Linked DNA regions of Homo sapiens: region 1 is linked to region 2. Evidence: chromatin contacts called from ENCODE Hi-C or POLR2A ChIA-PET data. All regions are on one chromosome and are shown on one strand. Each heading gives the region's core, a stretch centred on a gene start or an enhancer-like site at or near the end of the contact. The rest is flanking DNA. Distances are from core to core; before and after follow the strand shown.

Region 1 (6,621 bases), core at 3,947-6,446, 320 kb before region 2:
GGAGAGGCTGAAGGGGCTTGCCCAGGGCCCCACGGTAGGCTGAGGGTGGGGCTGGGTGCTAGTGCCGTTATTCCAAGTTCAGAGCCACATGCTTAAGATGGCTCTTTCTTCGTGATACTGTTTTCAGACATATGTCTGACATACACAGATGTATAGTTTTTTATGTAAAAAAATACAGAGGCTCCAGGTGACTTTGAATTTTTTTTTTTTTGAGACAGTGTCTTGCTCTGTCACCAGGCTGGAGTGCAGTGGCGCGATCTCAGCTCACTGCAACCTCCGCCTCCCAGGTTCAAGCGATTCTCCTGCCTCAGCCTCCCGAGTAGCTGGGATTACAGGCATGGGCCACCACGCCCTGCTAATTTTTGTATTTTTATTTTTAATAGAGATGGGGTTTCATCATGTTGGCCAGGATGGTCTTGATTTCCTGACCTTGTGATCCGCCTGCCTCGGCCTCCCAGAGTGCTGGGATTACAGGCGTGAGCCACTGCGCCTAGCTGAATTTTTTTATATAAAAAACACAAACACATACACACACGCACACACGCCTACGTGTGTATTTTGCTTTTTCTTAGAACAACTGATTTTAGTGATTCTTTCACCTCTGTTACATACACTTGTTTTAAGTGACTGCATACTGTTCATTAGTGAAGTTAGGACATAATTCATTTAACCCATTTCCAGTTGATGGATACCTAGGTTTCCAGTTTTGTATTATTACAACGATACGGGAACATCCTTGTATGTGCGTCTTTGTGCAAATGTGTCTCAGGCGAAGAGGTTCTGAGAAGAATTTCTCAAAGAGTCTGTGTATTTTAACTGTTAAATCAACATACCTCCTACCAGGAATGTGTAAGGGCCCATTTGAATCCTGGGGATCATGTTTAAACGTTTTTACCATTCTGATATGTAAAAAATAATGTTATTGTTTTAAGTTTATATTTCATTGAGTGATACAGTTCACAGGTTACTAGTTATTAAACCTTGGGTAAATAACTGCTCTGTGCTTCAGTTTTTCTGTCTTTAAGATGGGTACAATAATAGTACCTACCTTACAGTGTTGTCATAAAGATTAAGATATATCTAGCACAAAGAATGAAGTTAACAAATATTAGTAGCTACTGTAATTATTGTTGATAGGTTGGTGCATATTTTCCTGTATTTATTAACTATTTTTATTTTGGGACTTGCCTATTGATAGTTTTTGTCCATATTTTTATTTGGTTGTTGATCTTATTGATTTGTAGGAGCTCTTTATATATTACGGCTCTGAGTTCTTGTTATATTTTCTCCCACTCTGTTGCTTATTAACTTTGTTACATCTTTCATTTTTCAAAGGTTTAAACATTTTTATATGGATTTGTCCATCTTTTTTCTCTTATAACTCCTGGATTTTGTGTGTTGTTTAGGAAGACCTCCCCTGCTCCCAATTCTACAAATATATTCCAGAATTTCCCTCTAGTGTTTTTATGGTTTGAGTTTTTTGACACAGTATGTTATCTCCTGGATTTTACTTGCCTGAGCTGCCTATTCTGTCCCCTGTTCTGTCCTGGCAGATGAGGAGGGGCCTGAGGGCCTGACCCAATTCTTGATGACAGAGGTGCGACGGCTGCGGGAAGCTCGCAAGAGCCAGCTGCAGCGGGAGCAGCAACTGCAGGCCCGGGGCCGGGTGCTCGAGGAGGAGCGGGCAGGGCTGGAGCAGCGGCTGCGGGACCAGCAGCAGGCTCAGGAGCGCTGTCAACGGCTGCGGGAGGACTGGGAGGCGGGCAGCCTGGAGCTGCTGCGGCTCAAGGATGAGAACTACATGATCGCCATGCGCCTGGCACAGCTCAGTGAGGAGAAGAACTCGGCTGTACTTCGCAGCCGTGACCTGCAGCTGGCGGTAGGCCCTGGGGAGATGGGTCGGGGAGGCAAGGGAAGGGGCAGCTTTTGCAATGTAGTAGCCAGCCAGCCTGTGTCCCAGAGCCACCATTGCTGGCTCTTTGACGTGGATAAGTCCTTTTAGTGCTCGGTGTACCTACTTCATTGGGTTATGACTGTGGTTCTCAATGGGGGGTGATTCTGACCCCCTAGAAACATCTGGCCATGTCTAGGAAATATTTCTGGTTGTCACAATTAGTGGGGATTTATTGGCATCTGGTGTGTAGAGGCCAGGGATGCTGTCAAACGCCCTGCAGGGCACAGGACAGTCCCCAGCAAAGAATTACCTAGCCTAAAACATCGGTAGGGCCGGGGCCAAGAAACACTGGGTTATGAGGATTTGATAAGTTGTTTTTTTTTTTTTTTTTTTTGAGATGGAGTCTCACCCTTGTTGCCCAGGCTGGAGTGCAGTGGTGTGATCTCGGCTCCTTGCAGCCTCTGCCTCCCGGGTTCCAGCGATTCTCCTGCCTCAGCTTCCCGGGTAGCTGGGATTACAGGCTCGTGCCACCACACCCAGCTAATTTTTGTATTTTTAGTAGAGATGGGGTTTCACCATGTTGACCCGGCTGGTCTCGAACTCCTGACCTCAGGTGATCTGCCCGCCTCGGCCTCCCAAAGTGCTGGGATTACAGGCGTGAGCCACCGTACCTGGCCCGGTGAGTTTAAGACACAGTTTCAAACATGTACAGTCCCTAGCACACTGCTCACAACTTGTGTCATCAGTAGCCATTGTTGATATTATTATCAAGAGACACATAGGTTAAACATCATGTCTTCTAATCCTCACCAAAGCACCATACGCCAAGCCCTCATTTGCAAATACAGACTCTGAGACTCAGATTAGTGAAAGGACTTGCTCAAGGTCACAGAGCCAGGAAGCGGCACAGCCTGGATTTGAACCGGGTCCGGCTGGCTCCAGTGCCAGCCCCCTTCCCACGCTGCTGTTCCGCCTACTCCCTGTGTGGGGAAGTCTCACCTGACTCCCTCCAGCAGCAAGTGAGGCTGTGCCTCCTACTGCATCTCACTTTCTTGGTTTCTGACTGGGACTCAGCAGGGGGATAATACCAGTATTTGACTGCCACAGGGCGTTGTTCCAAGGATTTAATGAGCTGATCCACGTCAAGGGCTTAGCAGTGCAGGCCGCACGGCACGCAGGAGGCTCTCTCCAGCCATGTTGCTCGAGGCTGCACAGTGGGTTCTGACCGTGGAGTTTGAAGCCTCCCTACCCCAGGAGCCTTGGGCCGTGGCTACAGCATTGCAGGTGGCTGTGAGGCTGTAGATGTGGGTGCACTGGTGTGCCAGTCCTCGGTTTGTGCACGCCAGGTGGGTCGATATCTTGGGGAGGTGAGCCCTGATGGGGGTGTTGAGGCCACCAGTTGAAGGGTCCAGGCTGCTGGTCCTGCTTGAGGATGTAGGTGGCTGGTTTGAGGTTGTGAGATGACCTTGAGGCTATCGTTCGAGGGCCTGGTTGGTGTGTGGCAGGAGACGGAGGCTTTCTGAGGAGTGATGGGCAGGGACAGGGACATGTCCCAGGCCTGCTCTACTGTGAAAAACCATGTGGCATGGGGAAGGCTTTCCTTTCTGTGCCTCAGTTTCCTCATCCTCATCACAGATAAGGATGATGTAACAATTATAAAACGGCCTTGTGCTTTATAGATACCATCCTCAGTGCTTGCCATGCACAGACCCCTTTAATTTTCCAGCCACCCTACGCTGGGGTGGACAACACTATCTTCCCCATTTCTAGAGGAGGAAACTGAGGCACAGAGAAGTTGGTTAGAGCACTTTCCCAATGTCCTGGGATTGAAGGAATTTTTTTTTTTTTTTTTTTGAGATGGAGTCTTGCTTTGTTACCCAGGCTTGAGTGCAGTGGTGAGATCTTTGCTCACTGCAACCTCTGCCTCCCACGTTCAAGCGATTCTCCTGCCTCAGCCTCCTGAGTAGCTGGGATTACAGGTGTGTGCCACCATGCCTGGCTAATTTTTTTTTTGTATTTTTAGTAGAGATGGGGTTTCACCATGTTAGCCAGGCTGGTGTCAAACTCCTGACCTCAGGCGATCTGCCCGCCTCAGCCTCCCAAAGTGCTGGATTACAGGCATGAGCCACTGTGTTCAGCCGGATTGAAGGATTTCTGAGTTGGCTCTCAGCACTGCTGAGGGGCGGTGGCTGGCAGGTAGGAGTGCTCCCCTTTCTTTACCCAGAGGGCTTCCCCTTTTTTCTGAAACAGACATGGGGCTTGCTGTAGGGTTTTCTCAGAAGAAATAATTTACTGCTTAGAGAGGACGGCGTGAGGGCTGCAGGCTGGGGGTACTGGGAGGGGCTGCAGCCCTCACGGCTTGTCCCACCTTTGGGTTGGGTGTGATGCGATTGGGAGATGTCCTGCGTGTGTGGCCATCTGGGGGCTGCTGGGACAGGGGAGGGGGATGGAAAAGAGATGGTCGGAGGTGCCTCTGTAGTCTGCAGGTCATCTGCCTCTACGCAGAGTGGCTGCTTTTTCCTATTTTAGGGACCTAAGAAGTGAAATTGGCCAGGCGCAGTGGCTCATGCCTGTAATCCCAGCACTTTGGGAGGCTGAGGCGGGTGGATCATGAGGTCAGAAGATTGAGACCATCCCGGCTAACGTGGTGAAACCCCGTCTGTACTAAAAATACAAAAAATTAGCCGGGCGTGGTGGCATGCACCTGTGGTCTCAGGGACTCGGGAGGCTGAGGCAGGAGAATTGCTTGAACCCGGGAGGTGGAGGTTGCAGTGAGTCAAGATTGAGCCACTGCACTCCAGCTTGGGCGACACAGCGAGACTCTGTCTCAAAAAACAACAACAAAAAAAGAAGTGAAATTAAACTTAGCTACTATAAATTTACCTTAATTTATAATTTATGTTTGGAGCTTTTCTGCTCCAAAATTAACAAAGGTGTTGCAGATGGATCTGAACAGAGCACCTGATCGTGCCTGGCTTGGCGGCTTGCATCCCCACCTCCCATAGGCAGGTGTGTGGCGGCTGGGATTTAATACCCTGTTTTATAAGGTGCAAATTTAATGAGCTGTTATTTCTAAGCAACATAAACTGAAGGAACGAACGCTATAATTTTGTGCTCAGTGAGTTTGTACGCCGGGATTAAATGCATCCGTATTTCCTGTTGCTCGTCGGAGACTCCCAGGTGTCCTGTCCTCTGAGCTCATCAGGGAAGCCGGCTGGCCAGGGGTCAGGCAGGAGGCCCTGGTGTGTGGCTGCGGTTTGCTGAGAGGGTGTGACCACAGTTGTCCTTGTAACGAGCTGTCTTTCTCTGGCTGTTCACAAAGCATGTTTTGTGAGTGGAAAGGAATGCGGGAGTCATGAATTTCTTTCTGAGTCTCTTGCGGAGGAGGAGGAGTGGACTGTTAATTTGTAGAATTGCCTGACCCAGCCTCCAGACCCGTGTGTGTGTGTGTGTGTGTGTGTGTGTGTGTGTGTGTGTGTGTGTGTGTGTGTGGAGGGGGGGCTGCCATTCTAACCTCTCAAGGCTGGGGAACTAGCAAGTCACTTTCCAAGAGAGGCCAGGGGACTCCTAGGGCACCAAATATTGCATGCCTGACTGTAGCACCAGAAGTCATTGTGACCTTTTCCCAACAATGACTTCATTTTATGGCCTGCCACCTGCTGCCACTCTTGTCACTGTCTGGCCACCTCAGACCCCACATGCGTCACGCTTGGCTGAGTGCACTCATAGTCCAGCAAACTGGCCATGCACGTCTGCTCCCAGCTTGGTGGTCACACCACAGCTGCCCACCCCCCATACCAGGCCAACTTCTGGCTGCACACTCCGAACTGGTGATTGGTTAGGGGCATGGGATTTTGTTTGAAGCTGTGAAGACAGCCACGGTCACACTGTGGCAGCTCTGTAGCCCTTCATAGTTTAGAGGCCTCTGCCCACTTGCTGTCTTGTTTGATTCTTGCAACACCTTTGGGAGGCAAATGATGGGGCCAGGGGATTGACTGGGCCCATTTTACTGATGAGGAAACTGAGGCCCAGAGGAGGTAAGTGACTTGCTCAGGATGACAGAGCCTAGAAGTAGCAAAATTGAAACCTGAACCCTGGAACTGGAGCTCTTGAGGGAGATGAACCAACAGCCAAATCTTCTGGAGTGGAGGCTTTGTTAGGAATTCCTTTCAGGGTGGACCAGACCAAGTCTGAGTCTCTGAGAGTGTGTTGAGGTGAGATGTTGGCTTGTTGCGGGGAGCATCTGGTTCCCGGACTGGATGAGTCCCTCAACTCTCAAAACCATTGCCCTCTCCTCTCCCCTCACACCCCCCCCGTACAGATGAGATGATTGAGGCACAGAGAGGGGCCATGACTTGCCCAGGGTCACACTGAGCTAGAGACGGAGCTGGGGTCTGACCCTGTTTTTTTTTTTTTTCTCCTTCTTTCTTTCTTCTTTCTTCCTTCTTCCTTCTTTCCTCCTCCCACTCTGCCCTCCTCCCGCCTCCTCCTTCTCCTTCTCCTCCTCCTCCTTCTCCTTCTACCTCTTCCCCCTCCCTCCTCCTCCCCTCCTCCTCCTCACCCCCTTCTCCTTCTTCTTCTTTTTTTTTTTTTTTTTTTTGAGACAGGGTCTCGCTCTGTTGCCCAGGCTGGAGTGCAGTGGCACGATTATGGTTCACTGCAGCCTCAACCTCCCAAAGCTCAAGTGATTCTCCCGCTTCAGCCTCCTGAGTAGCTGGGATAATAGG
Region 2 (6,295 bases), core at 1,414-3,913:
CTTGAGCTATTTACAGCTTTTAACAATTGAGTAAAGTACGCTCCGGTAAGGATTATAAAACAAAGTTTTGTCCAAAAACAAAATTTGGAATATGTTTTTTTCTCTTTACCTGATTTCTGCAGAATTTGGAAACTATTTGTGAGTGTTCTTAACTTACGGCAATATAGTTATTTGCATAAGTGCAGTAAGAATCTGTTTTTCCTTCTTTCTTCTTTTTTTTTTTTTGTAACAGGACACAATTGGAGAAACTGGTTATTTAACAAGGGTTTGACTCGAGTGGCATGCTTTCAAATATAAACAGACTTCTTTAAGGAATTAAAGTTGACTAATAGAGCCAATAAAAGCCTCTTGGAAAAACTGGTCTTGTACCTTGTGTATGAAGTCCCTGTATAGGGTTCCTGACCTGTGGTAAGTAAAGAATGTAACTTTCTGACAGGCCTGGGAGCCCCGAGTTATCTCGGGACCTCAAGAGGAGAGGAATTTATCTAACTCATACAGGTTCTTGCAGGCATAGGTAAATCCATGGCTGGGCTCAAAGCTTTAAAACATCTAATCTAAGATACCTTATGAAACAAAGCCAATTTTAAAAGGAGCCTGTATGGCAAATAATTATACTTGCTGCACTTTATGCAAATAATGAAGCCAAGTATAATAAGACTAAAGCTTATTTTGCAAATAAATTGGTCCTACCATGATTTGTTTTTAATAAAAAATGGGAGACTGGAGAGAGAAAAACGGTGTTTCAAAAAATATGGTACACCTGTCATAGATTCTAGTCTCATCCATTGTTTTTGAGTTTTTTGTCTGCAATTTAGACTGACCTTGCTTCTTTCTGTGAACCAAACAGTCATCTCTTGACTGCTTCTCGTCAGAAACAAGAGGGATGGATAACATAAAAATCTGGATCAGTATCTAATTCTGAGCATGTATTGGAATCGTCTAGCAACTCCGTATCAGCTCATCTAGCAATTCCTGTGACTAAGAATGCCTAACCTCCTGGGAATGCAGCCCAGTAGGTCTCAGCCTCATTTTACCCGATAAGTCACAGGCATTCTTGCCCAGTTCATGGAAAGCCTTCTTATTTGGATTACTTGGGATAATTTTACTTATTTTACTTTGCTGTTGTAGAATATATTGCTGCTATACTCTTTGTGTAAGAATGCAAGATAAGCTTACTCAGTGCTTCCTTAAATTGAACACATTAATCTTCCAGATATCACCTTTTGTTAGGACTCAGAGTTACAAATGACTCTGAACACACCAACATTTTCTTACTCAGTTCCTCTCTGCACCAAACCCAAGAGACTCTAATAGTTAGGCAGGAATATCATCGCCTCTATTCAGCCTGAAGAAGTTACAGAAGATGGATCTTCATGCCTCTACAACCCTTAAGATTAAACGTTCCCTCGTAAAAGAGAGTAGGGAAATATGTCAGAGGTGTTCAAAATAGGGCAACTCCATCTTGAATAGGGGCTGGGTAAAATGAGGCTAAGACCTGCCAGGCTGCATTCCCAGGAGGTCAGGCATTTGTAGTCACAGGAAGGGATAGGAAGTTGGCAGGACTGGTATCACAAGATACAGGTCATCAAGACCCTGCTGAGAAACAGTATGCGGTAAACAAACCAGCCAAAACCTGCCAAATCTAAGATTGCAATGAAAGTGACATCTGGTCATCCTTATTGCTCATTGTATGTTAATTAAAATGTGTTAGCTTGCTAAAACACACTTCTACCAGCACCAAGACAGCCTACAAATACCATGGCAATGTCCGGAAATTACCCTATATTGTCTAAAAGGGGGAGGAAGCCTCAGTTTCAGGAAATTCCCACCCCTTTCCTGGAAAACTCATGAATAATCCACCCCTGTTTAGCATAGGATCAAGAAATAACTATAAAAATAGCCAACTAGCAGTGCTTGGGGGTGCTCTGCCTATGGAGTAGCCATTCTTTTGTTTCTTTGCTTCTCTAATAAACTTGCTTTCACTTTGCTCTGTGGACTTACCCCAAATTCTTTCTGGTGCAAGATCCAAGAATTCTCTCTTGGGGTCTGATCAGTACCCCTCTCTGGTAACACTTGCATGATACCTGAGGAGGTCAGCCTGGTCATTCACCCAACAAACATGGGTTAAGCCCTCCCATGTGCCTGGCACAAAGGGGGCTGAGGACTGCAGTTCTGGAACACCTAGGCTCTGAGAGGCGACGCGACTGTGGTAGCAGGGCCAGGATTCTAGCCTGTGCCTGGAGGGCCAACACCTGCACCTTCTCTGCTACCCACCCTGCCTCTGTGACTCAGAGCAGTTAAGCACTTTAGCTCAGGGTGGACTCAGGGCTGCCTCCCCCTTCCTGAGCAACCTAGGGGCTCCTGTGCCCCATGCCTGTGTCCATTTCCCAATCATCAGGGGGCCTCAGACTCCTGCCTGCTCTGACTTTCTAGGCCTTTGAATCAAGCAAGACCCCACTGGATCACCAAAGAGTTAAGCAAAGGAAATCCCTGCCTCCCTTTATCTCCGCAGAACCCAGAGGCTGAAAGGGAGGGAGCAGGGAGGAGGGGAAGTGGGAAGCGGCTCTGCCCTCTCCCTCCGCCCTCCCTCCGCCCTCTCTCCCTCCATCCCCTCCTCTCTCCCTCCTCTGCTGGGCCTGGGGGTCTGGGCCAGCAACAAGTTAGTATTGCAGACATGGGCCAAGGAGCCAGAGGCCATGCAGTGGCTCAGGGTCCGTGAGTCGCCTGGGGAGGCCACAGGACACAGGGTGAGTGACCAGAGGCTCCTCAAGCTTGGGGGCTGGGGTCAGAGCCTGGAATTCCTCTCCTCCCTCCTTGCTTCCTGGAAGCATCTCGGGCCCTGCTCTCTCCCTCTGACTGGGACAGCCTCTCCAGGCTCTCCCCTCCACATTTCCTCCTGCCTCTGGCTGAGGGCTGCGCTCCACTGCTCCCGGTTTGTGCCCGCCCCTACCCGGGCACACACAAACTCAGCTCTGCACGGCCTGCCTGGACCGAGAAAAGTTGCCCTGCCGCTCCCTCCCCAAAGAGGTCCCAGTGGAAGCAGCAAGGACCCCAAAAGTCCTCCCTATGACTTGGTTCCCACACTTGGTCCCTGCCTGGCACCCACCCCCAGAGCTAGTTCGTGATCCTGGCTGTGGTTATGATTCCTCGTTAACGGCTTCCTGATTCCTGCTCCCAGGCCACGGTTCTGTGTCTCACAGCCTTTGACTCCCATCCGCTGGGGCCAATAGGAAACAGAAATGCTCCCAAACCATGCCAGTCCTCTGGGAGAAGTTCTCCTTCCCATCCCATGCAGGCACAGGGAAGAAGTCAAAGCACACTTTTTTTTTTTTTTTTAAGTCTTTTATAAGGCAGGCACTTTTCCTGCATTGAAATCCTTCCAAATTACCTGGGAGGGAAAGGGTGGTGTCATTTCCTTGTAAGTATCAAGGAGCAGGAAGCCCAGAGAGGTTCAGCCACTAGCCCTAGGTCACACAGCTTGCAAACTATTCTGGGTCTCAGATTTGACTCTAAGACCTCAGCTTTTCTCATGAGGTCATATCTGTGGCTGGGAAAAAGAAGGGAATTTTGGGATTTCCAAAACCACTGGGATTTGTCATTTATAAGTAAAAGTTGAGGATGACAGTCTCAGACAGGGAGGATGTTGATCTCTGAGGATTTGACCTCCTTATTGAGCAGAACCAGGAACCCAACCAGGGTGGGCAGAGAGAAGCTTGGGAAGAGTCACCTCCAGGAAGAGGGAGGTGGCTCTGGAGACTTCCTGTCCAGCCCCCTTCTCCTGCTGCTACCATCCAGCTCTGGGGGTGGGGGGCAGGGCTCCTGCCGCTTTATTTATTTTTAGTTTTAATTTTTGAAAAATAGAGACAGGGTCTCACTATGTTGCCCAGACTGGTCTCGAACTCCGGGACTCGAGTGATCCTCTCTCCGTGGCCTCCCAAAGTGCTGGGATTGCAGGAGTAAGTCACTGCACCTGGCCATCCTGCCCCTTTAAAACTCTGCCCTCACCTCAGTGCTCAGCTGAGACAGGGTGGCATTTTAAAAAGTAATAATTGTACCTTGTCTACATGTATTAACCACAAAAAAAATATTTTTGAATTCTACTAAATGTTAAAGGAGAACAAAAAGGAAATAAACAAAGAAACGCCAGAAGTGTAAAAACCAGTCTGGTTTCAAAAGCAGAGTTTCTGATCCTGTGATAACTCGGCACCAGCCCCCAGAAGCTGCACCACCTCAAAGGTCTTTTTGCCCGGCTTCCTGCCCACCCAACCCAGGACTGTCTCTAGCGCCTGGTGTCCAGGCTACTTCCTGCCTCTCTCCTGGAGCCCTAGACCCCTTCTTGGCCAAGGCCAGAGACAGATCCTCACCAACACTTACACTTTTCTGATCCTTTAGAATTTTTTATACCTCCTAGTCCTACCCCTTAATTCCAATTTACCACCTTGGCATCTGATTGGCAGGTCTACGATGATTGACACAACCATCTTCCAATGAACTAACTCTCTCTACAGAACCCTCCCTGCAGGGCTTCTGGATAAGGTTGGGTTGCATAGATAGTTGACTGCACAAAGGTGCTGAGCAGGGAGGTGGACTAGCGCCAGCCCTTGCCAAGCTGCACACCCTCAGCATCACGTCCCTCCAACGGGGACTCTTATCATTTCTAATTTGTCCAGAGGGGCACCTTCTTTGCTTTGCACAAAGGCACTCTAAAGACTAGCAATGGGCTGCAGTCAAGGACCCAGTATTCCTTCTCCTGACTGCTCAGCGATGCAATGACACCATCACCGCGCACCACCCCACATGCTCTCATGGACGTTGCTTTCTGTCTGCTAGGATCAATGAACTCTCTTATCTCTTTTTTTTCAGAACTATGGTGTTCTCACACCAAAGCATGGGCTCGGCCACCCATCCCCTCTCCTGAGAACAAGCCTCCAGAACCCTCCACGTTTGTCCCCAGTGTTCACTAACCTCAGTCCTCCTGCCCGGAGGGCATGTGTTTGCTGGAGATAGTGGAGTCGGTGGCAAGAAAGTGCCAGAGGGAGGTGCGCGGGCGGGAAAGCATCTGACGGTCTCCTGGGTTGCCACCCATGGCCAGCTGGGGCATCTTCTCACCTGCCCCAGCAAAGCTTCCTGGGATCCCTGTCTGCTCTCAGCTGTGGCTGTTTTCAGAGGGGCTTCATCCTTCCAAGGCCTGTGTGGAGCAGAAGCCTCCATGGACTGGGTGCCCGGAGACTCAGCATGCAGGCCCTGCCCTGCCAGTCTCCTCCCGATCTTGGGGAACTTGCTGCTCTGTGGAGGTCTCAGTCTTCTTGTCTGATAGATGGGGACAATAACCTTCCCTCTGGAGTTAGGTCAGGAGTGCTGTGGCTGGAGGACGCAGCACCCGCCCACCCCAGGCATCGGCACATAGTAGATGTTGAGTGAAGTATAGTTCCTGTCCCTCCTTCCTTGTTCCAGGTCACCATGGGGACAGCCGCCCTGGGTCCCGTCTGGGCAGCGCTCCTGCTCTTTCTCCTGATGTGTGAGATCCCTATGGTGGAGCTCACCTTTGACAGAGCTGTGGCCAGCGGCTGCCAACGGTGCTGTGACTCTGAGGACCCCCTGGATCCTGCCCATGTATCCTCAGCCTCTTCCTCCGGCCGCCCCCACGCCCTGCCTGAGATCAGACCCTACATTAATATCACCATCCTGAAGGGTGAGTGCCCTCCTGTGGGGCCTGGTAGTGGGCAGGGAGGGCCAGGGAGCTGAGGTGGAGGGAGTAGAGGGCAGGGCGGAAACCTGTCCAGACTCCTCTTTCATCCTGAGTTATTGAGCCCCAATGTGAGCCTGGTCTGTTCCAAACACTGATGACGGAGCGTGAACAAACCAGACCAAGATGCCTCCTGCCTGAGCACCCGTTCTCGGTGGGGAGATGGGCTGTGAGCAAGGCACACATCACCTAAGTTAGTGGAGTGGAATGTTCGATGGTGATCAGTGCTCTGGGAAATGAAAAGGGGCTTCAGGAGTGCGGGTCTGGGCTGCAGGCTGCATATTGAATGAGGTGGTCAGTGGAGGACCCATGGAGCACAGGCTTCTAAGAGGTGGTGGAGGAGCCTCCTGGCAAAGGGCACAGCTGGTGCAGGGGCCCTGGGGCAGGGCCGGGAGATGCACCAGGCTCAGATCACATGGGGTGCTGTCACCACCCGGCTACTGTAGGGACTTGGGCTCCGCTGAGTGGAGTGGGAACAGGGGCAGGTTTGGGTGGGACAGGGACTTGATCCCACCCAGGTTTCAAATGGATCCCTCTAATGTCATGTGG

Evidence for each region. A loop is a pair of places that touch in the nucleus more often than their neighbours do. ChIA-PET counts read pairs that join two places held with the same protein, here RNA polymerase II (POLR2A).
Region 1: a map of PC-9 shows a loop between it and region 2 (21-fold over the local background). The contact joins the enhancer-like site here to the promoter of C1QTNF6 in region 2. A Hi-C loop is called at or near these places in 2 of 168 maps with a recorded cell type or tissue (PC-9 and endothelial cell of hepatic sinusoid). POLR2A ChIA-PET finds 5 or more read pairs at or near these places in 1 of 52 experiments (HepG2).

Annotation. Positions count from the first base shown.
Region 1 is chr22:37,511,231-37,517,851 of GRCh38, reverse strand. It overlaps CARD10 (caspase recruitment domain family member 10), which reads left to right. Exons shown (of 20, transcript NM_014550.4): 3 at 1,554-1,879. Among named protein-coding and RNA genes, the nearest start is that of CARD10, 4.9 kb to the left of the region's middle. RefSeq lists an enhancer at 5,401-5,914. Within about 2 kb of position 5,196, at least 18 of the 41 ENCODE cell types and tissues checked have a DNase peak (open chromatin) inside an H3K27ac peak, as active enhancers do; they include PC-9, where a contact is called at or near this core.
Region 2 is chr22:37,184,615-37,190,909 of GRCh38, reverse strand. C1QTNF6 (C1q and TNF related 6) reads left to right here and starts at 2,663. Exons shown (of 3, transcript NM_031910.4): 1 at 2,663-2,747; 2 at 5,455-5,692. The coding sequence starts at 2,697. IL2RB-AS1 (IL2RB and C1QTNF6 antisense RNA 1) reads right to left here. Exons shown (of 2, transcript NR_199008.1): 2 at 4,088-6,295. RefSeq lists enhancers at 1,020-1,653, 1,654-2,289, 2,290-2,923, 2,924-3,559.